Linked DNA regions of Homo sapiens: regions 1, 2 and 3 are each linked to region 4. A link is a loop called in an ENCODE intact Hi-C map of the cell type or tissue named here. Cell type or tissue: ascending aorta. All regions are shown on one strand. Links, peaks and the distances in the headings refer to the core of each region. The heading gives the core; the rest is flanking DNA.

Region 1 (7,630 bases), core at 879-5,878, 430 kb before region 4:
GTATATGTTTGAAATTTTTCATTTAAACAAGGTGAAGGCAAAAACAGGGAAGCACACACATGTCTGTGTGCGTGCACATGCACACACACACACACACAAAGAAAAGAAGGAAAAAGAAGGAAGGATCCTCTCTTGAACAGGGAGAAGAGCTCAGCAATAAGACAAAAGAGGGACCCTGTGACTGTCCCAGCACCTGGTACTCACTAGATGTTCAATATTTGTTGAAGGAATGAAATACTGGTTGATAGGCAGGGATACTGGGTGTTATGGATGGAATTGTGTCCTCCCAAAATGTAGAGGTTGAAACCCTAGCCACCAATGTGACTGCATTTGGAGAGAGAGCCTTTCAGGAGGTAAATAAGGTTAAATGAGGTCATGAGGATAGAGCCCTAGTCCAGTAGGACTGGTGTCCTCATTATAAGAGGAAGACACCAGGGGTGCATGTGCACAGGAAAACAGGCCACGTGAGAACACAGAGAGGAAGTGGGCATCTGCAAGCCAAGGAGAGATGCTTCAGGAGAAACCAGCCCTGCCAGTACCTTGATCTTGAACTTCCAGCTTTCAGACCTGTGAGAAAATAAATTTATGTTGTTTAAGGCACCAAGTCTGTGGCACTGTGTTACGGCAGCCCAGGCTGACTGATACACTGAGCTTCTGATGAGGGGTTGCTGTCCCCTGTGAGGGATGAGCCACTTCTCCTGACCCTGATGCTAAAGTTGTGCAAGGCAAAGAGGAATAGGGAATGGTGACAGAATAGAATACAGAGAACAAATACTCATTGAGCACTGAGCTCTACAACATGCCAGGCTCTGACCTTCATGTATGCTTTTGCTTCCCCTGTGTGTTAGTCTTCACAGCCACCTATAAGGCGGGCACAGACATTAACCTCATTTCATAGCTGAGGGAACATACTTGAGGTACAAAGAGCTTAGGCGACTGGCCAGGAACACACACTAGGAAGTCGCAGGGTCAGGATTTAAACCTGGGCAGTCCAGCTCCAGAGCCTGCATTTTTAACCACTCTGGGTGGACGTGGGAATGCCCACCTCAACCACTGCTTCTGTAACGGGATGTAGGCTGCTGCTAAGGGGTTTTGTTGACTAGCTGTCCAGTGTGAGTGACCAGAAGTAGTGGAAGTCCTTTCCTCTGACCAGAGTGCCTCTGGAGTTACTCAGCCCTGCGGCTGGAAGTGTTGCCTCCTACTCTCTAGCTCTGCCTCCCCACTACCCACCTGTGCCCCTTACCACCTGTCTTCCACTGTTTTGTGGTAGAATATAAGCAGAATGAACTTGGGACTCAGACCTCACTTGGAGGTTAAAAGTGATGATTCTGGAATCAGAATATCTGGATTTGAACCTTGACTCTCTCATTCACTTAGCTATGGTCTTAAGCAAGTTACATAACCATTTTGAGCTTCAGTTTCTTCATCTGTGAAGTGAGGATAACAATACCTCCTCATGAAGAGTCAATGGGGCAGTGGATGTTGATATGGTTGGGCTCTGTGTCCCCACCCAAATCTCACCTCGAGTTATAATCCCCATAATCCCTGCGTGTCAAGGGCAGGACCAGGTGGAGGTAATCGGATCATGGGGGCAGTTTCCCCCATGCTGCTGTCATGATAGTGAGTCGCAGGAGATTTGATGGTTTGCATCTGGCATTTCCCTTGCTTGCACTCACTCTGTCCTGACGCCCTGTGAAGAAGGTGCCTGCTTCTCTTTTGCCTTTCACCATGAGTGTAAGTTTCCTGAGGCCTCCCCAGCAATGTGAAACTGTGAGTCAATTAAACCTTTCCTTTATAAATTACCCAGTCTTGGGCATTTCTTCATAGCAATGTGAGAATGGACTAATACAGATGTAAAGCAATTGGCCTGGTATTTAGCACATAGTATGTGCTCAATGATTACCAGCTGGGTGATTTTGGGAACGTCAACTCACCTCACTGTTTTTGCGGATTCTCATGGATAAAGCACAATTACATCTTTCTTGCAAGAGTGGCAAGAAGATTAAATGAGAGATTGCTAGAAATGCAGTAACTACCCTTATAGTTCTTCCTTAATGCCAAAATGAGCTACCACCACCACTTAGATTTCTTTGTGGTCATGAGGAGAACTGACCTTCTTTCTTTATTACAGTACTTGCTTTTTTCCTGATTTTAAAAGTAACACATTTGGTGTAGATAGAGAATAAATGTGGATGTGTTTATACCAAACTGTTAAACCATTTTCCTCTGGGGAGTGGGACTGGGAAATGAGCATTTCCACTTTGAGCTGTATTGCACTTGTGCATCATTTGAAATTTTTACAACCACCAAGTATTCCTTTATTTGTTTATTTGACAGAGTCTAGCTCTGTCGCCCAGGCTGGAGAGCAGTAGTACAATCATAGCTCACTGCAGCCTCTAATTCCCAGGCTCAAGCAACCCTCCGAGTATTTCTTTAAAATTTAAAAAATGAAAATACAGGGGCCAGGTGTGGTGGCTCAAGCCTGTAATCCCCGCATTTTGGGAGGCCGAGGCTGGAAGATCATGAGGTCAGGAGTTTGAGACCAGTCTGGCCAACATAGTGAAACCCCGTCTCTACTAAGAATACAAAAATTAGCCAGGCATGGTTGCATACACCTGTAGTCCCAGCTACTCGGGAGGCTGAGGCAGGAGAATCGCTTGAACTTGGGAGGCAGAGGCTGCAGTGAGCTGAGATCACACCACTGCACTCCAGCCTGGATGACAGAGCAAGATTCCATCTCAAAAAAAAAAAAGAAAAAAGAAAAAGAAAAAAGAAAATACACACTCACTGTAGATAATTTATCTTTTTTTGTGTGTATTTCTTGTAAGCAGAATATTCTTAAAGCTCAGCTCTTTGTCTTTTAATAGGGAGTTTAATTACTTTTATTATCATAACTGATATGTTTGTCTTCTGCTGTCATTTTGTTTCATGCTGTCAATTTCCGATGTCTCCATGTGATGTCCTGTCTTCTTTGTCTTATGCATTAGGCAATGTATTTCCTTTTAATTTTCTACGGGGATGTCGAAAGTAGAAATCCTGCTTTTCGTTCTATTTGGAGATGCTTTTAAGTCTTTCATAGAGGTGTTGGAAACTATATTCTCTTCAGTGATATAATTCAAGAAAAATACAGTAACAGGGTAGCCAAGAGTCTGGATTTGAATTCTGGCTCCATCATTTACAAGCTGGGAAGATCCTACGCAGGTGACTTAACCTGTCTGTGTCCTAGCAGGGACAATAACGACATCTATTTCCTAGGACTGGTGCAAGGTTGAAATGAGGTGACACTGTAAGACACTTATCCTAGTGGGGTATGATTATTTTTCCTTTAAAGAGACAAGGAAGAGGTAAGTGTAGGGGAGAGAAAGTCAGGCAGGTACGCCGGTGTAGCTGCCTTCACTACCCGGAAGTCTTTCTTGGGAAATTTCTGATTTTACACCTAAGGGACTCCTGTGTCCTGTGAACTCAAGATCACAGACTTGGTCAATCTAGCCCATTCACTTCCGTATTGTCTAAGGCTGCTGTTGCATTAGGACAGCAGAGTTATAGCCCACACAGTCGAAAATACTTCCTCTCTGGCCCTTTAAGAAAAAGTTTGCCGACCCCTGCTTTAGATCCTCCAGATAATCATCCTTCTTTCTAAATTTAGGAGAAGCCATCGTCTCTCTTGTCCTATTATAGCCTCTCAAAAGCTAAGTGGCTCTTAGCATATATTAAAAGATTTTCTAAAAGACCATTAGCTTCTGCATTTAATTGTCCACAAGGTGGGGACACTTAATCAAAAACAAAACTAGAAAAAAAACGGAAAAGACAAAGATGCTGATTGCAAAGCAGAGCTCTACCAAGGCTCAGACAAAAGGAGGGAGAGGAGCCAAGAAGGGACAGGTTCCCAGGGGCTTCTTTAGCCAGCTCTGTCTAAGGTTTTAAGGCTGGGATTCAGCCACCCTAAGTGGCATCAGGCTCTCACACTCTGCCTGGCATGCAACTTCCCAGATCCCTGAAAACCAGGCTGGCATCAAATGCCCATCGCTCTGAGAAAACCGAGCGGGCTCTCCCTGGGGTCAGGGTCTCCAATAGACTGTCCCTTACTTCTAGTGCCTACTGCCCCAACCCTACAGCATTTCCCCCTCCAGGGACAGAATGAAAAAGACCTTTTTAACTTTAAAATGAAGACCTTGCTTATGAAATAGTGAGCCGCGGGAGGCTGAGGTGGGTGGATCACGAGGTCAGGAGATCAAGACCATCCTGGCTAACACGGTGAAACCCTGTCTCTACTGAAAATACAAAAAATTAGCTGGGTGTGGTGGTGGGCGCCTGTAGTCCCAGCTACTTGGGAGGCTGAGGCAGGAGAATGGCGTGAACCTGGGAGGTGGAGCTTGCAGTGAGCCAAGATCACGCCACTGCACTCCAGCCTGGGCGACAGCAAGACTCCGTCTCAAAGAAAAAAAAAAAATAGTGAGCCACTTGAAGATCCATTAACAAAGGTCAAATTATCTCATGTGTTCATACATGGCCTTGAAGGTTTCAATGCATCGCAGAGCTAAAGTCTAAGAGCACTTGATTCAGGAGGGTGGCAGGTGGAGAGGAGGATTGTGCAGTTACTAATTCCTGAGGGTTCCTCAGAGCAGTCAACTAATTTGGGACTAAGCCCCTGCAGGCTCAGGGGCAATGGGAATCTGGCCTTCTGCCCTGAGACCACTCACAGTCTTGTTGGGCAGACAGGACCAAGGCCTGTGGAACTGGTAAATGTAATAATGGTAAGAACCAGTATCCAAGAAAGTGGTCCAGTGGTGGTGGCCCATGAAAAATAATAGAAATTAGGAGAAGGAAGAGATCAGGTGAGCTAGAGACAGCAGGGAAGATCTCAGAGATATGAACCAACACAACGAAAACTAAAGAAATTAGAAGTGGTCAATGAGTGCAAGGGAAAATGAGGGGGCTGGTCTGTAGGAAGGTGAAAGACCACCGATTCACAACCCTCCAGACTGGGTTCTGCATGGATGCTTTGTACGGTGACCTGTTTCACCAGCAAATAACTCCATCAGATATGCATACTTATTCCCCTGTTGCCAGTGAGGGACCTGAGGTCTAGGTCTAGTTACTTAACCTAAGCCCATTAATTCTACAGCTGGGAAGCATGGAGACTGAGTTTCGTGTTGTTTCTCTAACTCCAAAGCTTCTGTTCTTTCCAAAAGTGCTGATTGCACTGAGGAAGAATGGCAGATGAGGTTGTACAGACCACACTGCGGGAAGTTTGGAAGTCAGAAAAAAATGTCTATTCATGTCACGGTTGGGGCAAGTTCCTGGAAGGATGGAAACGCACCACTTGATCCCCCAAAGTGGAGCAAATATTGATCTGGTTGGTCCAATGAAGAAATAGTTAAAATCAAGTTAACGCTAATGGCCAACACTTATTGAGTGTTACCTCTCACCAGGCACTGCTCCAAGAACTGTGCATGCTCAAGACAACTCTTCAAGCGGGTTCCCATTATCAACCTGCATTTTACAGTGGGGCAACTGAGGCACAGAGAGGTCAAGTTACTTCCCCAGGGTGGCTTGGATGATAAGTTGCAGGGTGGAGACAGCAGGCAGTCTGGTGAGAGTCGGGGCTCTGGAGGCCTTTCATTGATATGCGTCTCATTAGGGAGGCTCTAGCCTAGTTAAAAGGCCATTCATTCATTCATTTATTCGGTGACTCATCAACCAGTATTGATTGAGCATCTACCAAGTATCAAACAACACACCAGCTGTGGGAATATGAGGCCAAGGAAGATTCCCTAACCTCATGGAGTTTACGTGACAGTGAAGGCGCAGCTTATGAGGACTTACTTTATACCAGGACTGCCTACTCCATACACATCTGATAATTATCATTATCCCTCCTTTTTTTTCCAGCTGGAAAATACAAAGGCTCAAGGGGAAAAGTGAATTGCCAGGATCCCAGCTTGGGCCCCTCTCACTCAAATGCCCACCTGGACTGCTTGCCACCTCCAGTGTTCTCAGTGGTCCCTTGTCTCCCATCGAGCCATTTGTAAGCTCTGGGTAATACTCTCTCTCAGGCATGCTCCCTTCTTCATTCTCCTGTCCTTCCTGTTCATGGCCACTATGCCCAGATTTGAGTTTAGGAATTGGGTTAAGTCAAGAGGTCTCTTAAGTCTCTATCCTCTTTCTATCACATGAAATGTGAGAAGAAGGTTTCTGCCTCCTAAAAGGAGAGAATCACAGCCTTCGTCTCCTTGGATACTGTCAGTTTCCCCAAGGGGCCCTTGGGATACTCACTATTCATCCATTATTCACAAATATTTATTAAGCACCTATTCCGTGCCAGGTACCACGGTTGGTACACAATGCTTGGTACACAAATTTGCCTGGTGCACAAATGCTTGGTACACCATGCTTGGTACACAAATTTAACCTGACTCCTGCCTCAAGAAGCTTTATCTGTATTTTAAATGTCTGTAGTTTGGTGGAACAGATGGCTGGTCTTGAAAATTGAGTCAAAAACTGTCTTGTGTGGCGAGGCAGGACTGAAGAACTGCCATCATCAGCCGTGTGCCTGCTGCAAGCTGTGTTTCTTCTGGCTGGTTGGCCCTGAGTCTCCTGGAGACTGACCACAAGGATATAAAGTCAGCATTTAACAGGGCACAAAGGCCGAGACTGGGAGACATCCCAGGGAATTGGGGAAAATAAACATGTGGAGAAGGAAAGAGTGACAGGCAGCTTGAAAGACCCGAAAACTCGCAGCGCTGCCAATGCTACTTTGGGCTGCCGGAGCTCCCCTGGGCAGGAGCTGGAAACAGGGATCTTAATGGCTGTGATACCGAAGAGAGTTCTCATTTGAAAGAAGAGGTGCTTTTGATGCCTGACAATCCAGAGCCGTTTCTCTACTTTAATCTCTGGTTATAATTTAAATTCCTACGCACAGTGGCCTTATGAAGCCCCTGCTATTCCAGCATGAGGGTGAGAGAGTGGCCCTTCGTTCTGGGAGAAGAGGAAGGACCAACGCAGAAAGGAACCACCATGGCCTGGGCTGCTTGCTCCCCCTCCCCAGCCTCTCTGGCTGACAATGGCCACTGCTCCCAGCCTGCAGGCTCGTACCTTCACACCGCAGCACAGCGCTGTTCCAGACCACGCTGCCCTCCTTCAGGACGCAGGTGATGGTCTCTGAGCCCTGAGTCCCAAGGAAGCCTTCATCACAGAGGAAGGAGATGGAGCTGCCCAGCTGGAGGCTGTCCCCAAACCGTTTGCCATTTACTGGAACGCCAGGATCCGGGCACTCGTTGTGTCGGAAGGCTGTGTAGATGGAGTTCAAGGACATGATCAGACATTGCTGGAGTAGAGAAGAATCCCTAAAGAAAATTAGCTTCCTTGGGATGGGAAACCCTAGAACTCCACCACCTCCCCAAGAACTTGCCATGTTGGCGGGAGAGCTAGGCATTCTAGGACCTCGGCATTAAGCAGGTGCTCATTAAACTTGATTTCCTGCCTTCCCGAGCACCTAATCCCACTGCATTCTAATGGACATTTATAGATCAGGCAATAAGCTAAGTGTTTCTGCTGTTAGCTCATTTACACCACATAATGATTCTATGAAGTAGCTCTTGTTACCCTACTTTACAAATGAGGAAACTGA
Region 2 (7,630 bases), core at 1,247-6,246, 400 kb before region 4:
TCTTTTGCTGTTACATCCGTGCTTGGGACTTCTTAAAGACTCCCTGCTGCACAGAAGATAAAGTCTAGACTCCTCGTAGGGGCACAAAAGACTCTCAGTGACCTAAGGCCCTTGCCAATCTTTTTTATTTTTCCACTCTCCCCACCCTCCCCTATTGCACCCTACACTCCAGTCAGATTAAACTACTTGCAGCTCTCCAAATGTGCAAGGCTAATCCATGTTTGTATTTTTGCCCCAGTGATTTTCTTTTTCTAGAATGTTCGCTCCTCCCCCACTTACCCTTCCTAGCTGCAGTGATAGAGTCTGTATGACAGGCTCATTGCACTCAGGGCCTCAGCCACTCTTGGCTATAACTACACTAGCTTGAGGGCTGTGGAATAAAATCCTGCTGCCAGTAGACCCTGGGTGGCCAAGCATCTTCCAAACCAAATGCTCTCTCACTCCAGCTGTGTTGGCTTTGTTTATATAATAGCAGCAATATAACACTACTAATAATAATTGTAACAAAAATAGGAAAATACTACAAAGAATTTGCTGTATGATTGGTACAACAATGAACTAGACATATACAGGTCTGCCCTCAGGGAGTTTATAGTTTAGTGAGGGTGCCAGATAATCAACAAATAAAATAAGCATCACTTATTATGGTAGATCATACTAATTGTTCACAATCATTTGTTCTCTCCTTGCCCTTGCTATACATCTCTTGAGGTGGTGCTCTCTTCCCTATCCCCATTGACTTTGGGCTTAGTCTTGCAATTTACTTTAGCCCACGGAATTGTGAGTGGACATGACGTAGGCATTTCCAAGCAGAGGCTATAAATGTACTTGAGTAGTTTGGCTCTGTTCCCTGAAGCTTCTGCCTTCTGGCATGAGAACAACATGCTCTAGGCACAACGTGGTCCTTCAGCCTGTGTCCCAGAACGAGATGTTATGTGGAGCCCAGGAGAGCCCTGCAGAGCTGCAGCTGACTTACAACCCTCTTGAGATATGAGTAATAAATAAATATTTATTGTTTCAAGTCATTGAGAGTTTCGGGCTGTTGATGCCACAGCAAAAGTTGACTAATACACTTATAAAAAAGGGTATGAAGGAAATAAAAAGTGACATCGCTCTTCTGGATAAGGTGGTTAGAGATGGTCTCTCTGGGAATGTGACAGTTAAGGAATGATGAGATGGAGCCAGTCTTGTGAGGGACACTCCAACATGGTGAACTGTAAGTGGAAAGGCATTGAGGTAGGCAAGAGTTTTGATGGAAGAGCGGCATGGGATGAGGGGGAGAGAGGTAGGAAGGGGTTAATCATACAGAGCTTGAGTTTCTTTTCTTTTTTTTTCTTTTTTTTTTTTTTTTTTTGAGACAGAGTTTCTCTCTGTCACCCAGGCTAGAGTGCAGTGGCGCAATCTCTGCTCACTGCAAGCTCTGCCTCCCGGGTTCACGCCATTCTCCTGCCTCAGCCTCCTGAGTACCTGGGACTACAGGCGCCCGCCACCATGCCCGGCTAATTTTTTGTATTTTTAGTAGAGATGGGGTTTCACGGTGTTAGCCAGGATGGTCTCGATCTCCTGACCTCGTGATCTGCCTGCCTTGGCCTCCCAAAGTGCTGGGATTACAGGCATGAGCGACTGTGCCCAGCCCAGAGCTTGAGTTTCAAGTCAGTGACAAGTAAGAAAAAAAAGATAAACCACTATATATAGCCTCATAGACCTCTGACTCAGATCCCTCTTGGCATGGCATTCAAATCAATCACTGAGGCCCAATTCCTTTCTTGGCATGAGGTCTTTGGCATGTTAGGGTACCCACGTAACATATTGCCCAAACTGGTTTTGAGAATGAAAGATGGCACTATGGATAATTACCTAGAACAAAAGATGTAAACTGGGATTGTCCCAAGCAAATAGGGATATATTGTCACCCTACTCATGGTAGCAGCTATTCATGAAACTAGCTTTTGCTTCAAGTTCCTCATTCACAACTCAATCCCCTCTGGAACTGGAATCCTAAACTGAAGCTCATTGGTAGGGGTCTGATGATTGCTAAGTTCTTGCCCTCTATGGCTGGACCCTGTTACCTGTATCCCATAGAGGTTGGCTAGGTTCTTGGTATAAATTACATGACTGTTCATCAGCATAACCTTTGGAAATTACCCACTGCCTGGAATTACCCTGTGGCCATGACTGATTCTTGCCACACCTCTGGAATAATGCATTGTCCCCACCAAACCATTCCAGGTGCTTACCCCGGCCTTTAGGCCCTCTTCATTGAGATGTTTAGAGGTCTTTCCCAAGGCCAGGCTCTGCACTGGGATTTTCATGCATTCCTCAGTGGCTGGCTGAGGAACTCATATCCCCAGCTCACAGGAAAGATTCTGATACCTTATGGAACAAAGCACAAAAAAGGCCTCCTGCCCTATGCTACTGGGAAGTAGCTGAGTCCACACTCTTGGGGCTCAGCTTTTACCTTGAAAACAGACCATAAGTTCTTTGGAAAATATACGTAGCCAGACCAAGCCACCATGCCAAAGTTGGAGCAAATATGAATCCTTCTAAAAATTGGGGGTTTGCATGTATTTTTCACTTATTAGCTGTACGCATTTGGGAGGAAGGAAGAGGGCAGGTACTTTACATCATTGAGTCTTTCCCCTCATATATAAAAATGGGATTAATAACTTCTAAATTACAGCTTTGTTGTGAAGACTCAACGCAATGAAGTTTGTGAAGGCATGGAACACAGCACTGTGCTGGGCTCAGGGAAGGTATACATTCAATTTTGGCTGAATTTGAAACAAGAGGGACATCCCCACTCTGCTGCTGATGGCTGTCTCCACGCATGCTTCTGCTTGGTGTATCTCCTAGTCTTAATCAGCCTACTAAGGCAGCAAAAGTGGTGTCTCCCCACTTCTCCCTTACCACACCCTCAATCCAGCAAGACCCCAGGCCAAAAGGTTTGCTCTTTGATCCTCAGTCCCTCCTCTCCTCAAGGAATGAACAGGTAACTCCAAGTCCAGAAGATTCTGACAAAACTCCCCATTTGCAGGAATGACTGACTGCTCGACTGCCAACTGTGACCTGGTGAGGCACCTTCTGTGAGCAGATCTGTGGGCAGATAACCTTAGAAAGGAGAGGCACTGTCAGCTGCATGGGGGTACCTGGTACTGAACAGCCCTTCACTTGAGTGTTGGATATTCTGTCAGTCTTGAGTCTCACTGTGAGATTCTGAGGAACTGTGACATGTTGGGGAACAGATGGAAGTCCTGATGACCCAGTCTTTCCATGTCCCAAGCAAAGGCTACTCAAAAGTGCTTCTCTCCTGTGAGATCCCACAGCTGCCTGCACCCAGCCCCCAGGATCCTATGAGTGATACTCGTAGCGTCCTATTCTTCCTACATGGGCAGATCCCAGATGGTCTCTATGCCCAGCTAAGGTTAGCTTCAGCTGCTCTTATTAATCTGGTCAGCCAGACACAGGTATTAGCTAGGAAAAAAGTATCTTGGCATGATGTAATCCAAGAGCTCAAGCCTTCCCATTAGCCCAGAGGAATTCAAGGAAGGGTGTGGATCACATCTTCAACAACTCAGGGGATGTTCTCAGGACTGTAGGCCCAGGTCCCTGGGTCTTTGAGGCACTCAGGGCCTGTCCTCTTCACTTGAGCCCCTGAGCTCTGTTAGAGAGCTCCATCATGCATTCTAAGCCTGTTCGTCAGAGCATCCTCACTCAAGGAGTCTAGAACTGCCATGGTCCATTCATGCCTCAGACCACCACCCACTGAAGACTGGAAAACAATACATGCTGATTGTTCTCCATGACACAAGGAAGTACATTTGGATTTTCTTCCAGGGGAAACACGATAATCCAAGGGAGTTTACAGGTAGCCTGGGGGAGCTCCCTGCAAGACCATGGGGGAGTCTGATCTAAGTCCCAGAGCAAGATGAGAGTTGATCAGGTAGCCTAGGGCCAGGAGCCTTTTCTCTGAACCCACCTCCCCTGAGTCACCCAAAAGATTGCTCTTGTACATAAGGCCTAGAGGAAGGGCCAATCAACACAAGAGGGGGTAACCCAAGGCCCTCTTAGAAAGCCAAGCCCTAGAAAAGGTATGTAGTGCCTTCCCCGAGGACCACAGAGTCTGAGGACACCCACATCACTGAGGGCTGATAGTAATGCACATATGTTCAAGTAAGATGACAAATTCACCAAGAGGCTCAAAGAACAGGGTTGGGGTATTGATAGAACTTCAAGCTCCAGCTTTTGAGCCAGCAGCTGTGAAAACAGACCCTGGCTGGGGAAACTCTGTTGGCCTCCACAGCTCTCTGAGTCAGGCATGGCAGAGCACAGTGGAGAATGCATACACACAACTTTGGATATTTTACAGAGAAAACAGAGCCTGTTGGCTTGATCCCAAAGGTGAAAGCTGAAATGAGAATGACAGAGATACCTCATTCCCCTATAAGTAGAGGTCACAGCCCAGGATTAGACTCCTAAAGCTTGACCAGTTTTCCCAGTTCCTCTTCCACGCAGGTAGCTGTGGTCCTAATATACCTTGGACCAGGACTCTTAGCTGGAATAAGGCCTTTGAACTGGGCCTTGGATTAAACTGTGTTCACAGTTTGGTTTTGGACAGATTCCTGGGTTGGATTGGACTGAAATTTTTGCCTGTGCTACAATCTTCCAAGAAGACTTCTGAAAATCTGCCAGTTGGAATGAATTTTTCTTCCTCTACATTCTGGTAGCACTTTGTGACCACATCTATGTGCAATAATTCAGAGACTGCTTTAAAATAAAAGCACATGCTTATCTTACTCACTAGACTATGAGCTCTTGGAGGGCAAGAACCATGTTTGAATCATCTTCATCACTTGCCCGGTGCTGAGTGTAATGGCCAGTACATAGTACCCACTCCCTTCCACATTTTGCTGCATTTAAATTAAATGAAAAACATCAAGTTGTAATGTGGGAGTACTGGACCATGCATCTCACTCCTTGATGGGATACCAACATGGAGGTCAACATCCCACGGACCCTGGGAGACTACAATCATCCTAATAACTGAGTTATGGCAGCTCAGCCTGGCCAACTTAATAGCAACAGCATATGAACACAACGTATCACCACATGTATCACAACCCCATGTATCTTGGCATGACACAAGTATTAGCTAGGAAAAAAGTCTCTTGGCATGATGTAATCCAAGAGCTCAAGCCTTCCCATTAGCCCAGAGGAATTCAAGAAAGGAATTCAAGAGACAAATTCAAGGGACCAAACCTCACAGAACTGACACAAAACTTTCCCCAAGCAACTGGCATACAGTATGTGTTCCATACTAGTTGTTCAGAAATATGACCTAATGTCTAGATCATCTAGGAGTTTTTTAGAACTACAATTCCTAGGCCCCATTTTGGACCTACTGAATTGGAATTTTGGGGGACAAGGCCAAGAATTTTGTATTTTAAAAGGCCTATGAGTGATTCTAATGGTTAGCTGGGTTTGGGTCTACTTTAGACCACGCAGGGCCACCAAAGACACTTCCTTCTCCTATAAAGTACCTGACTGTTTAGGCATAAAGGAAACAAGTGATGTATGTGACTCACACTGGCCTGGCAGGGAAAGTGTTGACTAATTCCTTGGACATCCTGATAGGAAATGCTGGGAGCCTCCTTCGTGAGCCATCCCTTCAGTCTGCCTGATTTCACCCTGGCCAGGTACACTGAAGAGCTGGATCCCACGGGCTTGGTTCTTACAGCCAGATTCTAAGCCAAGCCCAGCTAAGCATGATGGTACTTTGGGAAGTTCTAGTCCTACAAACTGTTGGGGTGAGATGTGTGTGGCTGCACAGAGCCAGTAACTGGTGGGCTTGTGAGAAGCCCAGCATACATATAGGCCCACTCAGTTTTAGGATCTCCCTCTCCTGCTAACCCTTCTTCAATATGTATGCCCCAGTCCAAGGACTGGGCTTCTATTCTGGTTCATGGTTTCCTCTCTAGTCTCTGCTGTGAGACTGAAGTCTCTTTTTGGAGACTGAAGCCTTTGGATGGGTCAAGGATATACTTTGCCGGGATACACCCTATTCCCTTGGGTGAGGACATGAGTCAATCCAGAATCTTCCTTCCCCCATAAAGTATCTGCCTATTTGAAAACAAAGGTAACAGGCAATGATATGACCCATACTGGCCTGGTAGGACAAGAATTGACTCCACCTCCTTGTACATTCTGAGAGGCAACACCAGCAGCCTCCTTTGTGACCCATTCCTTCATCCAGGGTCAGCTCTTTCAGCCCTGGACTCCCTCAACTCTGGCATACACTTCCCAGGCTGCCCCATGGCCCTGGGACGCTTCATAGCTATGACTAGTGCCCATTCTCCAGTACAGTAGCAGATACAGACCCTCCCCCATCCTGCTACCACCCCTGACTTTCCACTCAAGGCGACGTCCCCTTCAGATCACTGGGAGAATTCTGCAGAGCGGGCACCCCCTGCTCTGCCTGCCACTAGCAAAGGGAAACCACAGGTCTTCAGTGTTCAGGTTCTTGAGGACTGGATAACAGAGGGAGGGAGACCTGGGACTTCCTAAGTTCCCTGTTTATTTTCTGGGGCTATCTGTAGGTCAATGAAACCTTGAAAGAAGTCTAGAGAAATGAGGGGAATGTTACATTAAGCAGAGGAAGCTCACACCGATCACGGTCCCTGGCCTAATCACAAACAGTTCCCAGGAATATTATCCCTCATGCTGAGGCTGATGCATTTAAATCTTTGCTGATCCCAACTCTGGCTCTGATCATTTGAAAAAGGCAATTTCCAAGGACTCTAGCTATTGTGATCATATTTTCTGGGCCAAGGGAAATGATGTTTGAAATTGCATTTGTCCTGGAAAATCTGGGATTGTATGTTTACAGGGAACACTAGGTTTCAGCCATAGAGGGGAGGGAAAATAGAGCATGCTTCACCTGTGCATGTGGCATTGAGGTCAGGGTGGGAGGAGAAATGAAAAAAGTACCTGCCTATTTAAGAATAAAGGTGACAAGCAATGTATGCGAAGCAATGCATGTGACCTATATGAAGAAAACCATGGAGCTGTTATATTTAGAAAGACGGAAGTAGGCGAACAAAAACATGTGTCTGGATATGAGGGCTGTGTATTATAAAAATGCCTATTTTCTTCAAGTTAATTTATATTTTAACAGGAGTGCACATACAAAAATCCCAATAGGATGTTTTTTTTACTCTGACAAAATGATTCTAAAATTAATCTTGAACAACAAACAGATGAGAATAACAATGAATATTCTGAAAGAGAAAATAATTCAGGGAGGAAGGAGTTGTTTCTAGCTCTGCCAGATATTAGAACACATTATAAAACAACAATTAAAATTATTCAATACCAGTGCTAAGATAGAAATAGAGCAGCAGAACAAAGTGGTGACTCAAGAAATAGACTTAACTACATTTGAGGATTCAGTATGTAATAAAACAATTCATTTCCCTCAAATCAAAAGGGAAATGAATTACTTAATAAATTGTGTTGGAAAACTGCATAATAGTTTGGACAATATTATACATTCATCTAAGTAAACTCCAGATGGAGTAACAAATTATATTTTAAAAAATCAAATTACTGACAAATAACCAAAAATAGAACGAAC
Region 3 (7,630 bases), core at 1,500-6,499, 260 kb before region 4:
TTATATGTGAAAAATTAGGAGGTCTCTGTACACCAATCTGCATGTTCCCAGCAGGTTACAGTGAGGGTGGTGAGGACCCATCACCTGCCTTATAAAACTAGGGCAACTGAAGTTCAGAAAGCTAAGTGACTTGCTGTGAGAGAAGAGTAAAAGCCATTATTGTTCAACCCCGACTTTCCCCATGTGCCCTTCAGGGTACTGCCAAATGGCCCTGGGACCTCAGGGCTGCCTGGCCCAAGGAGACATGACAACCTCTTGCTGTGGCCTCTGCCTCGGTCAGCCTGAAGCTGCCTCCCTGACTTATCAACTGCAGAGGCCAAGACCCACAGGACCTTAAACCTCTGAAAGAAGCTGTGTGTAGCTGTCTGCACGGAGCATATGCTGGGAGGCTCTGGGAGCAGGGTGAGAGGGGCAGGGGAGGAGGGGAGGAAAGCCCTTCCAGGTGCTGTAACCATGAAAGGGCAGAAGAAGGACACAAGCTGGATTTACAAGCTGGGAATCTGGGGCTGTTCAAAGTCTTCTGTGCCCAATTATTTCTTATAACTGTATGAAAGGCCTTGAGAGGGTCAGAAAGTTAACTGAGGTCACACGATTAGTTGGTAGCAGAATTGGTATTTGAACCCAACATTGAGTCCAAATGCTATCTATGCTCCATGGTGCCCTCCTTGGTGTCAGGAAAGAAAATGAATTAGATCCCAGAGGAGCAGAAGAGAAAGAGGGGTAGATCAGGATTTAGAGTCCAGATGATGGGGATCCAATTTCTGGCTCGGACACTTACTAGCTATATTACATCAGGTTTCTTAATCTCTTTATGATAATATTATTATTTTACAAGAGTTTTGTGGCTGGGCGCAATGGCTCACGCCTGTAATCCCAACACTTTGGGAGGCCATGGTAGGTGGATCACCTGAGGTTAGGAGTTCAAGACCAGCCTGGCCAACATGGTGAAACCTTGTCTCTACTAAAAATACAAATAAATTAGCCAGGTGTGGTGGCAGGCACTTGTAATCCCAGCTACTGGGGAGGCTAAGGTGAGGAGAATTGCTTGAACCCGGGAGGCAGAGGTTGCAGTGAGCTGAGATCATGCCATTGCACTCCAGCCTGGGCAACAAGGGCAAAACTCCATCTCAAAAAAAAAAAAAAGAGTTTTGTAAACATTAAATGAGACCATGCATATAAAAACCTTAGTACAGTGCCTGAAACATGGTAGCTCTCAAAGTGATTATACTGTTGAAGGTATATTAAGGCAGGAGGAAGGCAGATAGAGACTCAAAGAGGACAGATTGCATCAAAGCCTACTTTAAGGGTGAGAAATGATCCTGGAGTGGCTGGCCTAGGATCTGCAGAGGGAACAAAATGGGAAAACCCAGCTGGGGAGAACCACGTGTAGGTGAGGAGGAAGCTAAGTCTCTGAGGCTCAGTTTCTTTATCTGCAAGATGGGTATGCCAATACCTAACTCAAACTTGGGGGTGAAGACCCAATGGGGCAAGATGGCATTCCACACATGTGATGGCCTCAATTCAATCATAGAGGCAAACAATGAATATTTGCCTGTTTATTTATCTTGACATTGGTCCTGTTGCCAAAGGGCTCTGACACCAGGCGAGGTGAGCCAAGTGCCATATGCTTTTCCCTTTGATGCTGGTGAGATGCGGTTGGCTGTGAGAAGGTGCTGAGACTCTAAGATCTCAGAGGCTATATTTATTCAACAAATTGTCAGAAAATCTTTACACCTGTCTGTGCCAGGACTCTACTGAGCCCTGAGGATTCAGAGATGATGGGCCAAGTCCATGCTCTGAAAGAGTTCATGTTGGGAGGAGGACTCTGTATTCTAGAAAAGTTTGGCTTGTGCCAGTGCGTCGTAGGAGCCTGGGGTTGCCCAGTGTGGGTGGGGCTGAGGGAGGGCACAGGTCCCAATGCATCTAAAGGTTTCAGGAGGGAGACCCTTGCACAGGCTTATACCAGGTAGACAAGGAGGTGAGACTAGACTTCAAGGCTAAACTTTAGCAGCTCCTTGAAAGGTTGAGACTTCCTAGTTCAGCATTGTAATCACAAAGCTTATCACAGAAACTGGCACAGAGTAGGCAAGGAAAAATATTTGTGAAATAAATAAATAAAGTTTACTAGGAGTCAATGTGCTTCATTTTATGGAATAGATGTGCTTGCCCAAACTCACGCATAAGCCATAACCAAACCTATACGTCAAACATAACTGGGGAGAAATTCAATAATGAATCAATTCATAAAAAGACAAATCATTTCATAATGGGCAGAATCTACTTCCTTTATATTATCACTCTGGAAAGTATTCTATTTAGGCCCAGGGTAACTCTTAAACTTAAATCTATTTCAGAACACCCAGGAAAATGGTTAAAAATACTGAATTAGTTGAGTTCTATTCTCAGGAATCCATGATTTTACAGAGGTGGGGCTCAGGAATCTGCATTCTTCCAAAGAGCATTCAAGCAAGTCTTCTGAAGCAGGGAGTTGGTCAGTGCAACCCAGTTTGAGAAACACAGGATAAGTCCTAGAGGGCATTTTTTAAAGGAAACACAGGGTATTTTTTTTAAAAGTTGGGGGTGTAACTGAGATGGATCAGAAACTGCAGGGCTCCTGGAAACCGCCCCATCTGGCTGCCTCTTCTTCCCTTACCCTGCCTGACACAACATAGAGAGATGTCCCTCTATTTCCAGAAAGACAATCAACTCCTGAAAAGCCCATTTTCTACTTCACTCTTTGATGTCCTTCATAATCTCTTTCCCAAAAGCCTCTCATGCTCTATCACATCATGTTTCTCCTCTTTGGTGCACACGAATCCACAGTGAGCTGTAAAAATCACCGATGCCTGGGTCCCTCCCTGGGCATGCTGACTTATTTGGTCTGGGGAATCACCTTGTCACCCTGCTGGTTCTAATCAGGATCCGAGTTGCATGGACTGCACTAAACCCTTTATCCCTGCACCTTTTTTTCTGGCCCGGAGATTAATGTCCACAAACCCCTCAGCTTTCGCTAAGTATCCCCCTCAGCCATATCTCCAGTGACCAGAAGAGGTATCTAGAGAAGAAAGATAAAGCCACATGCAGGACTGGCTCTGGAGGCTGGAGGCTACAGATAAGGCTTAAGAGGGGTCCCTGGCGGTCCCCAAGTTCACTCCTGAGAGTGGGAAGCCTGTTCATCACCCTCTGATTGCCTTTCCTCCTGTCTCTCTGGGTTTTGTAGGCCAGAGACATAGAGCACTATATGGACTCCTGGTGGGACAGGTTGCTGGCAAATTGATTTCACCCCAACCCCAGGGTGGGCAAGCAGACAGTACCCATCAAATCTCTCACCTCCTTCCTGCCAGACACAGGGCACTGCAGCTCAGAGGAAGTGAGTGAATAGCTGAAACTGACGTGGCTGCAGAAATTGACATCAAGTGCCAGACAGGCATTTGCTTAGCAAATTGGCTAATTTTAACCTCTGCCTCACAGACCAAAACTCTCTGGAAGGAAAGAAACAAAAAGAAAGTGATATTTAACACATTTCTATTTCTGTGCTACACAGTCTCTCTCTGAGGTTGCAAGTTTGAGCCTAATTGATTTCTTAGTCAAAAGAAAAAAAAGCCAAAAAGGAAAAAACAAACAACTGAGAGAGATCTCACATTGCAATCAAACCTCTCCAGTTCTGTTGTCGACTGCTGAGCTTTTTTTTTTTTTTAAAGACTGGCCAAGTGACTTGCATAATTTAAGATCCTTTCTAGCACTGATCAGCCCGCTCTGGCCAAGCAGTTTGCTGATTAATTATTAATCAGACTGAGTTTAGGATGAGTAATCAGCAAGAGTCAGTGCTAATTTGCAAATGTCCCCCAGGAAGGTTATTACTTAAAATACTTGGTGGAGAGGCTCCATGTTAACCTTTGCAATTAGCCACAGGACATTGTAACTGGCAAGGCAGAAGCAGATCTCTCCTCCAAACAAACCAACCTTGGATACCTACTAAGTGCCAAGATGCACATTAGGGGCTTGTCACGGTTCTGCTGGCAATGGCAGGGGAGGGGAAGGGCACAGAAGAAAAAGAAATACGTAAGTAAGCAAGAAAATATCAGGTATTGATGAATGTTTAAAATAAAACAAGATCCTCTGATAGACAGCAAGGGTTACTTTAGGCTGCATGGACGGGAAAGTCTTTTCTAAAGATAGGAAATTTACATTGAACTCTATATTTCAAAAAAACAGTGGTTTTTGTTTTTTGTTTTTTTAACTTGGAAGGAAGATTTGAAGACTGTGAAGGAGGAGGATCCTAAGCCCTGGGAACAGCTAGTGCAGAAGCCCGAGCAGGGAACCTGCTTAGCCCACCCTAGGGACAGGATGAAGAGCACAGAGAATGGGTGTGAGTGAGGGATAGGAGGGAAGTCAGACAGGTAGGCAGTGGCTGGACAATGTAGGGTCTTGTAGGATTTTATTCTAAATGTGATAGTAAGCCATTGGGAGGCTTTAAACAGGGGAGACATGATTTGATTAATAAACCCAAGTCACTCTAGGTGCCATCTGCAGAATGGATTACAGAGGGGTAGAAGCAGGGAGACAAGGCCCCCGAGCAGCCCAAAGGTGCTGGCGGAACCAAATGGGCAGAAGCAGCTTCCTCTTAGGAAAACAGATGTGGGAGGTCGTGGAGAAGGCTAAGAGAACAGATTATGAGTGGGGAGGGGATGAGAAGTCCAAACTGGATGGAAACAACCCAAATGTCCATCAACAGATCAATGGATAAACAAAATGTGGTTTAGACATACAAGGGAATATTATTCAGCCTTAAAAAGAAATGACGGCCCATCTCCTTGTCGCTACTGTTCCATTTTCTGCCTATGAATCTGACTATTCTGGGTATTCTTCTTTAATGGGCATGGAGTTCCATTTGGGAAGGCAAAAAAGGTACTAGAGATAGATAGTGGTGTTATCCACCACTAAATAGCCAATGTGCTTAATGCTACTAAGTTGTACACCTAAAAATGGAATGATAGGTTTTTTTGTTTGTTTTGTTTTGTTTTGTTTTTTGAGATGGAGTCTTGCTCTGCCGCCCAGGCTGGAGTGCAGTGGCACGATCTCACTGCAAGCTCCACCTCCTGGGTTCATGCCATTCTCCTGAGTAGCTAGGACTACAGTCGCCCACCACCATACCCAGCTAATATTTTGTATTTTTAATAGACATGGGGTTTCACCGTGTTAGCCAGGATGGTCTCAATCTCCTGACCTCATCATCTGCCCGCCTCGGCCTCCCAAAGTGCTGGGATTACAGGCATGAGCCACCGTGTCCAGCCGATAGGTTTTATGTTATATATATTTTTCCGTTTTTTTTTTTAAGAGACAGGGTCTCCCTATGTTGCTCAAGCTGGTCTTGAACTCCTGAGCTCAAGCAGTCCTCCCACCTCAGTCTCCTAAGTAGCTGAAACTAGAGGCACATGCCACTGTGCCCAGCGATATGTTCATTTTAAGATTCCTGTTAATATGCATGAAGCCCAGAAGACCCTTGAGGACTGAAAATTTAAATCAAGAGCCACTGGCATCTAGATGATATTGAAAGCCCATGTGTGATTTGTTGGGGCTAGCTGGGAAAGAGAATAAAAGAGAGGAGAGTCCCAGGACCCTCTGGGTAGTCCAAGCATAAAGGCTGGACAGAGAGTGGACGTTGGAAGAAACAGCAAAACAGACTAAGAAGGAATGGCCATAGGGTAACCAGCTACATGGTTTCATAGGAGCCAAGAGAAGGAAATAGTTCAAGAAGGACTGGTGATCAGTGTCATGTGTTGCCAAGAGGCTGAGTCAGATGAAGATGGAGAAACGACACTGGAATGGGCAACCTGGAGGTTGCTGTCAATTTTAGCAAGGTCAGTTTTAGTGACAAAGCAGGGCAGAAACTGAGAAAGAACTGTCTCAGCAATTGGCAGTGGCTGAGCCATTCCGTGGTAGCTGAGTGGGATGGAGTAATAGGGGTTTGATGGGTGCTGTTTTTATTTTGATTTTAGGTGGCAGATATTGGAACATGCCTTTATGGTGTTAGAAGTGCTCAATAGAGAGAACAATTGTGGAATGCAAGGAAAAGGAGATACATATAGTAGGGAAATTTTGGAGGAAGATGAGCTCTGGAGTACAGGAGAGGGCTGGCCTTTGACAGGAACCACGGCATCTTGTCTACAGAAGCATGAGGTGTGGCAGAGAACTCGGCTCACCAAGCATCTCATCTGCTCATCCCCGTTTCCTGGCTCCCTTGCAGCAAAGCTGGACTGTGTGACTGTTTGTGGCCAATGAAATATGAGTTGGAAATTATGTATAGCATATCTGAGCTAGAGTGGTGGAAAGCCATGCTGGATTCTCCACTCATTTTCCCTGTCATGGTATTAAAGAAGGCCACATATTTCAGATGGTGTGGTTAGAATATGGTGCAACCCCCTCGAGCCTGGGTACCCACATGTGTGATGATGTGGATCAGAGCCACTCCCACTGGTCCATCACAAATCTGTAACATGAGCAAGAAGGAAATCTTTGTGGTGTTATACCACTGAGTTTTAGGGTTAATAAAATTTAAAAAAGGAAGTGGCAAGATGTGAGCCTGGGGTGGTTACTTAGGCAAGGGTTAGATCCAGATGGGCCTTGTGTGCCCTATCAAGGGATTGAATTTTAATCTGTAGACAACAGAAGATGATTGAAAGCTTTTGCCTGGGGCTTAGCATGTCAGATCTGCATTTTAATTAAGCCATTCTCGTAGCAGTGAGGAGGATGAATTGGACAGTGCCAAGATGCTGGGAGATCAGTAAGGAGGCTATTACATCCCTCAAAGAAGAAAAGATGATGGGCTGAATTCAGGCAGTGGTAGAAAGGATGGAAAGGTACAGTATATTGGGAGAACTTAGCAATTAATTGAATGTGGCTGGTGAGAGAGAGGGATTAAATAGGGATATTCCCAGATTTCTGGATAACTAGGTGGGGAATGGTACCATAAACTAGGAAAGGACACAGACTGATGATTTTATGGGTCAATTATGAGCAAAATTGAGACAAGTTAAGTTGGAGATATTGGTGGTCCATCAAAGTGGAGATGTCCATCAGGTAGCTGGCTCTACAGTTTGACTGGCTCAGTGGGTAGGCTGGGCTAGGGAGCCATATTTGGGAGGAAATAGGTAGTACCTGAAATCTTGAGAGCAGGTAAGACTACCCTGGGAGATGTGTGGAGTGAGCAGAGCAGTACAGCAAGAAGGAATGGACATCAAAGGAGACACGGAAGGAATGGCCAGAGAGATCCAAGAAGAATCAGAAAGAGTGGCATGGAGGCAAGCAGAAAGCAGAGCCCCCAGAGGAGAAAATGACTGACAGTGTAAAGTAATGCAGAAATGTCCAGAAGGTGAGACCTGAAAAACGCCTTCTGGCATTGGTAATTGGAAGTGGTAGTCTTTGGAATGGGGTAGGGGTGGGGTTGGTTATTTGATGATTATCTTTTTTTTTTTTTTTTTTTTTGAGACGGAGTCTGGCTCTGTCGCCCAGGCTGGAGTGCAGTGGCGTGAACTCGGCTCACTGCAAACTCTGCCTCCTGGCTTTGCGCCATTCTCCTGCCTCAGCCTCCCGAGTAGCTGGGACCACAGGCGTCTGCCACCACGCCCAG
Region 4 (7,630 bases), core at 1,483-6,482:
CAAACAACCTGCCTCTGATTGTCTCATCAGCTCTGACTGTCTCATCAGCACACTTACTGAGTGTCCACTATGTGCTCTACACTGCCCTGCCTCAGTTCACAGTCCTTTAGGGAAATGAGACAGATAACCACCTCACTAAGCAAGAAATTCCAATATGTCCTGATGACTCTGACAACAAAGGAAATGTGAGGAGTTGTAAGAACCCACAGTAGAGTTCCATCTAGATGGGTGTTTGGGGCTAGAAACCAAGAATGACTTTACAGCCTGCCCCCCCCCCACCCAGGAGCTTGTGGTGGAAAGGAATGGACAATAGCTGCTTGAGGATTAGAAGTGTGGGATTCAGGCCTCAAAAGCAGCACAGTATAACTGATGAGGACAGCCCAGTGGGAAGAGCAAGGCCAAAGAAGGCAGCCTGGGCAGACGCTTCCAGGGACGTGGTACCAGCTGGGTCCCCAAGAAGTTGAATGGCAACAAGGTTATGAGTAAAAGATATGGCGTCAGCCAGGCCTGCATCCAAACTGTGGCTCGGCTATTTACTTAGTGCGTGGATAAGTTATGTGTCCTCTCTGAACCTGTTTCTTCATCTATGAAATGGGAATAATAATACTGCAGGCTTCACTGGGTTGCTGAGAGGATTGAGTTAATACATCCAAGTGCTTAAGACAGTGCCGGTGAGTACTCAGTGAATATGAGCTGTTATTATAACTCCCCTGGGTGTCCAGAACAGCTCTCTGAGCATGGTAGGTGGGGAAGGACATGGTGAGGGCACATAGACTTCCTGGCTGATTCCTTTGGCCCCAGCTTCTATTTAATAGGCACATTCGATGAGGTATGGCACTGGACTCGTTGCATCTCTGGTTTCTAATCCTTCCAAAAACTCAGGAATTACTTGTCCTTTTTACAGCAGGGAGACTGAGCCCTAGAGAGGCCTGAAGATCAGCTGGGTCTCCAGCAAGGCTCTGCGGAGCAATCAGGTTCCCTTAATCCTGCTGGCGTGATGATGAGGGTGAAACAGGCAGGTCAGGCACATGAATGAGGGTGAAGGGGGTGCTGCTGAAGCTGCCTGCTGGGCTCTGCCGGAGAAACCCAAACCAGGCAGTGTCCAAGACCCTGCAATTTGGTCCTCCAGTCCCTGGTGCATGATTCTAATCTCACCTTCAACAAAGCCACACACTCACCAGCCCTAGATATGGTGGGCACTCTCCGCTGCAGTCAGCTCATTTTTTAAAAACCATAAACCCTCAGCTTGATTGCAAATGGAAATTCAAATTCATACACACACTGGTGACTGAGTAGTGAAACGCCTTTCCTTGGCTCAGGGTTGGAGGAGAGTGGTATGCCAAGGGCTTATTGTTGCATTGGTTCTAGAACCTAGGGAACTGTAACCAAACGGTGATACTTAGTTGTGGGGAAAGGAACAGGGGACCAGATGTCTTTGTCATCTTATTACCTCTGCAAACCAGCTGGCTTCCTTGACCCCCGATTTAGTCTTATCAGTCCTTGGAAAACTCTCCAAGAAAAAGAAAACTGTAAAAATCATCTGATCAAACAGCCATACATCAAGCACCAATTCTATGCCAGAACCTGAGCTGGATATGGGGATACCAAGAGAAATAAAGCACCATCCCTGCCTTCAGTAAGCTCACATTTTAATATATAAGGCAGACAAATAAATGCTTTTTAATACAATTCAGTTTGTACTACAGTAGAACATTGAGTACAGTCAGTGCTCTAGTCTACAAGAGGCTGACTAAAAGCAAGCACTCAGACAACATACAAAGCAGGGGAAATTTTTTTAATTTGGCATTTGATTTTTTTAAAGCCATGATGTAATTGGCACGGGAAAAATCAGAACTTTGTCAGAATTCCATCTACTTAAACTATCTACTTATAGTTTAATATTGCTTTTTAAAAATTAGTTAGTAAGGGAGTGGAAGGCATGATAGCTTTTTCAATGCTCAGAGCTCCTCAAGGAAAGTAGCTAGGTTCGAGAATAATTGAGGATATGAAACTGACAGAATTTGATGACCATATGATAAGGAAGGAGTTGAGGATAATCCAAAGGTTTCTGGGCTCCATAACTGGGAGGCTACAGGAACCACCAGCTCACAAAGGAAATACGGGAGGCTTAAGAAAGAAGCTAATAAGATTGCTCTGGAAGGGAAATATCTAAGTGAAGATGTCCAAGGATCAGCTGGATACATGGGTTACCTAGACCCAGAATTCCCATGGACCAGGAAGCCAATAGATGAATTTCAGGAGAGATGTCTTGGCAGAAGAGATCTGTCTGGAAGCTTCAGAGTGTGGTAGTGAAAGGGTTGGGCAAGGATGAGCTCACCCAGAGAGTGGTGAAAAGGAATGGGAAAAAGTACAAAGAATTAAATGCTGCAGGACACTATACTTCAGGGAGGGGAATAAGTGTTAGTATTAGAGACTGAGAAGGAACACGCAAGAGATAGGAGAAAAATCAGTAAAACATAGTGTCCCAGAAGCCCAAGGAAGAGAAATTCATCCAAAGTGGCCACAGCCACAGAGAGATAAAAGAAAATAAAGATAAAGTACAATGTATTTGGCAATTGAGGTGGTCATTGGTGCTCTCTTCTAGAGTGTTCCAGTGTCATCCTGGAGACAGAGGTTGAAGTAAGGAGTGACGGGTAGTAGAGAAAACTGACATGAAGACCCCTTTGAAGAGAAGTGACTAAAAGACAAAAAGAGATGGGGCAGTGGCTTAGATAGGTCAATAGGGCCAAGAAGGCTTCTTGGCTTGTTTTGTGGTAAAGATGAGCCTGTTCACAGGTCAAAGGGAAATGTGTTTTAAGAAGGGAGGGTGGCCAGGTGCGGTGGATCACGCCTGTAATCCCAGCACTTTGGGAGGGCAAGGTGGGCAGATCATGAGGTCAGGAGTTCGAGACCAGCCTGACCAACATGGAGAAACCCCCCTTCTCTATTAAAAATACAAAATTAGCTGGGCATGGTGGCATGCGCCTGTAATCACAGCTACTCAGGAGGCTGAGGCAGGAGAATCACTTGAACCCGGGAGGCAGAGGTTGCAGCAAGCCGAGATTGCGCCATTGCACTCCAGCCTGGACAACAAAAGAGTGAAACTCCCTCTCAAAAAAAAAAAAAAAAAAAAGGGAGGATGATTGATAGGGACAGCAGGTAATTGGTGGGAAGTCTCCAGGGAGGCTGGGGTGGGGAGGGGGAGGGGGAGTGCAAGGCAGGACAAGGACTAAAGGGGTTGAGGGGAGAAGGTATGGGTGGGTGAGGAGACTCCCCTTTTTCAAACTATTTTATTCATTTATCCAGTGATCACTGAGCCGAGGAAGGGAGACGGTTCAGTCCTGAGCATCTTTTAAATTCAACAGTGTGAACTGAACACAAAATGAATGTGTTTCCCCTTCTAATGTACCAAATCCTGCCGATCTTCTGTCACCAAGTCCATTTCCAAATCTCTGCTGCCTGCAAGGCCAAACAGCCCATCTAAAGGCGGGAAAGGCTTAAAAAGAAATGTACTGGGCTGGGCGCGGTGGCTCACATCTGTAAGCCCAGCACTTTGGGAGGCAGAGGCAGGCGGATCACCTGAAGTCAGGAGCTCGAGACCAGCCTGGCCAACATGGTGAAACCCCATCTCTCCTAAAAATACAAAAATTAACCGGGCGTGGTGACGGTCGCCTGTAATCCCAGCTACTCGGAAGACTGAGGCAGGAGAATCGCTTGAACCCAGGAGGCGGAGGTTGCAGTGAGCTGAGACCGCGCCATTGCACTCCAGCCTGGGCGAGAAGAGCAAAACTCCGTCTTAAAAAAAATTTAAAAAGAAAGAGAAGAAAAGAAAAGAAATGTACTGGAAGCTTGCAAGCCAGAGCAGGGCCTGCCGGAGAGGAACTACCCCAAGCCATGAACACAAGGCCCCCTCCCCGCAACTTCTCTACTGAGCAAGGAGCTGCGAGCAAATGGATCTCTATAGGGCAGGATTCCAGCACCGCTGAGCGGTGCAAGCGCCGGTGAGTCGGCCTTTTTCTCTCCCCTAGGGGCAGGATATGCCCAAGGGGCAGGGACAAATCTAGCCAGAAAAACAATTCAGTCCGATGCCGAGACATTCTCCAATCAGCTAAGCCAGAGACCGGCCTCGCCTCAACGTACGTCCGGGAGGCCTGGCGGGAGGTAGCAGCGATTCCCCCACCGCCCATGTGGCAAGTCTGGGTGACCAGCAGCGTCGGTATGCACAGCCTCCCAGTGGGTGTGGGTGTGCGAGAGGCCAGAGCTCCCAGGCGCGCGCACCGCGGGCGCCCCTCTCTGGGTGTCGGTGGCTATGACTCTTAGCAGAACCTAAGAAAGTCCCGTCAGCTAGGAATGAGAGAGCCAGAGCTGGCTCGGGGCGCCCTCCCTGACCAAGAACCCCAACATGCCGCGGTTAAGCGGTGGGCGACACGGTCTGCGAGGACAGACTCACAAGACGCTGAAGGCCAGAGTGGGCCAGAGAGCTCGCCACTCACTGACCTGCCAGAGGAGAGGCGCACTTTCCCAAGAAGGGGAACTGGGGTGGTCCAGGCCAAGCCTTCAGAGGTTCAATCGGTGGTTTCAAAACAAAACAAAACAAAACAAAAACAAAAACAAAAAAGAAAACACGGCTCCAGGTCGAAGGTGCCCTAGGTCTAGGCCTGGCCAGCAGGTGTTTCGGTTTCTCCCCCAGTGGGTGTCAGCCTCGCGGGCTAAATGAAAATGCGGTTCCAGGCATCCCGGTTTGGACCCGTCTCCACCCGGGCACACGGAACTTTCTAGCTTGTAGCTAGAACTGAGCTTCGGAGGGGTGCTGTGGGTAAAGCGGGAGGGCACCAGTCGCGGCCAGTAGCCTCCACAGGGGACCGGGTTCCCTCGAAGGTTCGCGTACCTCCCCCGCGCGCTGCAAGCTGCAGCCAGACACCCGCGAAGTTCCGGGACTCTCCGCACCCGCTAGATCTGCCCCTTCCCGGACTCGGTCGTCGGGAGCTGGTCCCGCCGCCCGCGCCGCCGCTGCCGCTGCCGCAGCCGAGGCGCTCGGCTGCAGCAGGGCGCGGGAAAGGGCACTTTGGCGCGGAGTGAGCACCGAGGGGAATGTGGCAGCGCGAAGCCTGGCGGCGGCACTCCCTCCCCCGCCTCGGGCTACAACCCCCACCCCCTCCTTCCCATCCCTCAACACCCTCCAGCCCCCACCTGCACCCTCCTGCAAGGAATGCGCGGGACCCCCACCGTGGGCACGCGTCCACCTGAACCCCCTCCTAGCTCCGAGCGCCGAGGGAGGGGTAGCATTTGAGGAGGGGGATGGCGGCCGCAGTCTGCAGTCGGTTCCAGAGGGGGCACCGGTTTCAATTGGAGAAAATGGGCGGGGGCAGGGAAGGGCAGACCTTGCAGACGCAGAAATGGGGAGGGGGCGCACGGTTCCTCTCCAGCCCCCAGGACCAGCGTGCCTGGCAGAATCAGGAGCCGGGGGAGTAGGGCTCCCGGAAAGTTTATCGGGAAAAAGCCTAGCACCGTGGGGGCTGGGAGGCTGGAGAAACTGAAGCCACAGACCAGGTGCCCCGCAACCCCGGGCGGGGATGTCTGTCTCCCAGGCCCCCACACCGGCCGCATCCGTCCAAGTTGCGGCTGGGGTTGGGGCAGCAGTGAGGGTGAGGGTGGAGGTGAGGACGTGGCTGAGGGTGGGGTGGGAGACGGAGGCAGGGATGAGAATGAGAGTAGGCAACTGGGAGGGTGGGAGATTCAGGCAGGGATAGAGGCGGGGGGAGGGACTGGGACCGGGTCGAGGATGGGTGGGCTCGGGGCTCGGGTGGGGCGCGCGGCGGCCGCTGGCTCCTCGGCGCGGCTGGACTCACCCGCGGCGGCCGAGACGCTGAGCAACCCACAGCCCAGCAACAGCAGCAGAGGCGGCGGCGTTGGCGGCGGCGGGCGGCCCCAGCGGCTCCCGGCGCCCGGCACAAGCGCCGAAATCCCGGTTTCGCCGCGAGCCCTCCCCGCGGGGCAGCCGCAGCGCCCCAGCTCCCGTCCCCGCGAGCGCGGCATGGCGCGGCCGGCAGCGCCGAGGGAGAGGCTCCGCTCGCCGCCGAGGAGAAAGGAGGTCAGGAGAGCTCTGGAGCTTTTTTCTGCTCGGAAAAAATCCCGGTACGCGGGAGCCCTGAGCTTCTGCGGCTGGAATGAACCAAGTGTCCGCCCGGCCGGGGAGAGGCGCGCTGCGCTCTCGGAAATGACTCGCTCCAATCCCGCTTCGCGGGGTTCGCGCCGGGGGGCGGGAGGGGGTGAATTATCCCCGGATTAATCACTCCGGAGCCGCTTCTCCGCCGCTCCAAATGCTGGGGGTGGAGGCGCAGCTAAGGATAAAATATTGGGGGGCGGGGGTTCCTCTTCAGCGCCACCTCCACCTCCAGATAAACCACAAATTACATCTAAAGGGTTGTTTATCCGTGTCTGTTTTGCAATTGACCAGTTTCTTTTAAGTTCAGTCCTCCTGTTTTCATTTATAACATCACCCATTAATACACCCCCCTCTCCACACACACACACACAAACACACACACACACACACAGTGACAGAGACACACGCACTCACACACACAGGCACATACACGCACACCTCTTCCACGTTTGGAAATTGGAATCCTGTCTGGGAAAAGGTAACCAAAGAAGGACGCGTTCCCCAAGTCTTGGCTCTTACCAGCTGATCTTGGGTGGTGGCTTTGAACTTGCCATCTAGGGCCGGGGGCGATGCTTATGAGCCTCATTCACAATAGCCTCCTACCCCATCCCAGGAGAGGGGCGTGTGTGCGTAGACAGAGGCAGGGTTAAGAATTGGAGGGCGGTGGAGGGGGGTTGTGTGTGGGGTGGGGAGGGGGGGGAACCGGTTCATTTGACCCAGTGCGGTCCCACTCCTACCCTAAGACAAAAATCTCAGGGTGGCAGAGGCGGTCCCTGTGTGCACGCGAGTTGGGGGTGGGGAGTGAGGTTGGTGGAAGGACGGTGCAAGAGTTACTAGTACAATTTATCCCCAAATTTAAATAATCGGATCCTACTTCTTCTTCTCCCCTTCCTCCTCCCAGCCAAGGCCCCAAACCAAGAGAGTTCTTCCCAAGGACGTGAGCTGCTCCCCACCTCTCCCCAGTAGCGGCTGCCTCTAGGCCCCAAGGGCTTAGTGTCGGTCCCCACCCCATCCCCCACCCGACTCGGTCGCCGTCTCTGTCTCGTCTACTCCAGGCTTCTCCGCCAGTCACGATGGCTCCTTCGCTGTCTACGCCAAACTCTCGGCGAGAGGGAAGAGACGCTTCATGGGGGGAGGCTGGAGGAAACTGGGAGGGGCAAGGTCCAGAGAGGAGGCTTCTGCTGGCGCGTGCAGTGGAAAGGCACCTGCGATGGGCACCCCCGCCCCCTTTGCCGACACACCCCAGAGAAGCTGTGCTCCGGGCTTAGGGCAGCCTGATTTGGCCAAAACGGAGCGTTGGCATCTGTGTGGCCAAGGGGGCAGTGGCCGGCGGGCGGTGGGGCCTGAGAATTTCCGGGGAAGGGTGTGGAGAGGGACTGTAGGGATGGCGAGCCAGGCTGGGGGTGGCTGGCGACCCAGGTTGGCCGGCTGTCAGCGTGGCCAGGAATTTCCATCCAAGGAAGG

Evidence for each region. Hi-C counts contacts between places; a loop is a spot of excess contacts. Peaks named below come from ENCODE experiments on the same cell type or tissue, not always from the same donor. Only the 100,000 strongest peaks of a DNase experiment are listed, where the experiment ranks them.
Region 1: it touches region 4 in a loop (11-fold over the local background); 25 of 110 quality-filtered maps call a loop at or near these places.
Region 2: it touches region 4 in a loop (2.9-fold over the local background); 2 of 110 quality-filtered maps call a loop at or near these places.
Region 3: a loop joins it to region 4, with 3 times the contacts of the local background. A loop is called at or near these places in 3 of 110 quality-filtered maps.

Annotation. Positions count from the first base shown.
Region 1 is chr1:33,732,045-33,739,674 of GRCh38, forward strand. It overlaps CSMD2 (CUB and Sushi multiple domains 2), which reads right to left. Exons shown (of 71, transcript NM_001281956.2): 15 at 7,096-7,290. Among named protein-coding and RNA genes, the nearest start is that of HMGB4, 130 kb to the right of the region's middle. In ascending aorta, for the core only: a CTCF peak has its summit at 3,765 (motif pointing right); no DNase peak of the experiment used is centred there; H3K27me3 peaks cover 298 bases.
Region 2 is chr1:33,757,990-33,765,619 of GRCh38, forward strand. The region is part of intron 13 of CSMD2 (CUB and Sushi multiple domains 2); the gene reads right to left. Among named protein-coding and RNA genes, the nearest start is that of HMGB4, 100 kb to the right of the region's middle. In ascending aorta, for the core only: no CTCF peak of the experiment used is centred there; a DNase peak (open chromatin) is centred at 4,272; H3K27ac peaks cover 4,708 bases.
Region 3 is chr1:33,899,652-33,907,281 of GRCh38, forward strand. All of the region lies in intron 5 of CSMD2 (CUB and Sushi multiple domains 2), which reads right to left. Among named protein-coding and RNA genes, the nearest start is that of CSMD2-AS1, 35 kb to the left of the region's middle. In ascending aorta, for the core only: no CTCF peak of the experiment used is centred there; a DNase peak (open chromatin) is centred at 3,384; H3K4me3 peaks cover 304 bases; H3K27ac peaks cover 2,322 bases.
Region 4 is chr1:34,159,062-34,166,691 of GRCh38, forward strand. CSMD2 (CUB and Sushi multiple domains 2) reads right to left here and starts at 6,169. Exons shown (of 71, transcript NM_001281956.2): 1 at 5,850-6,169. The coding sequence starts at 6,036. RefSeq lists enhancers at 4,070-4,199, 4,620-4,679. In ascending aorta, for the core only: a CTCF peak has its summit at 4,287; DNase peaks (open chromatin) are centred at 4,200, 4,946 and 6,200; H3K4me3 peaks cover 2,823 bases; H3K27ac peaks cover 1,367 bases; H3K27me3 peaks cover 894 bases.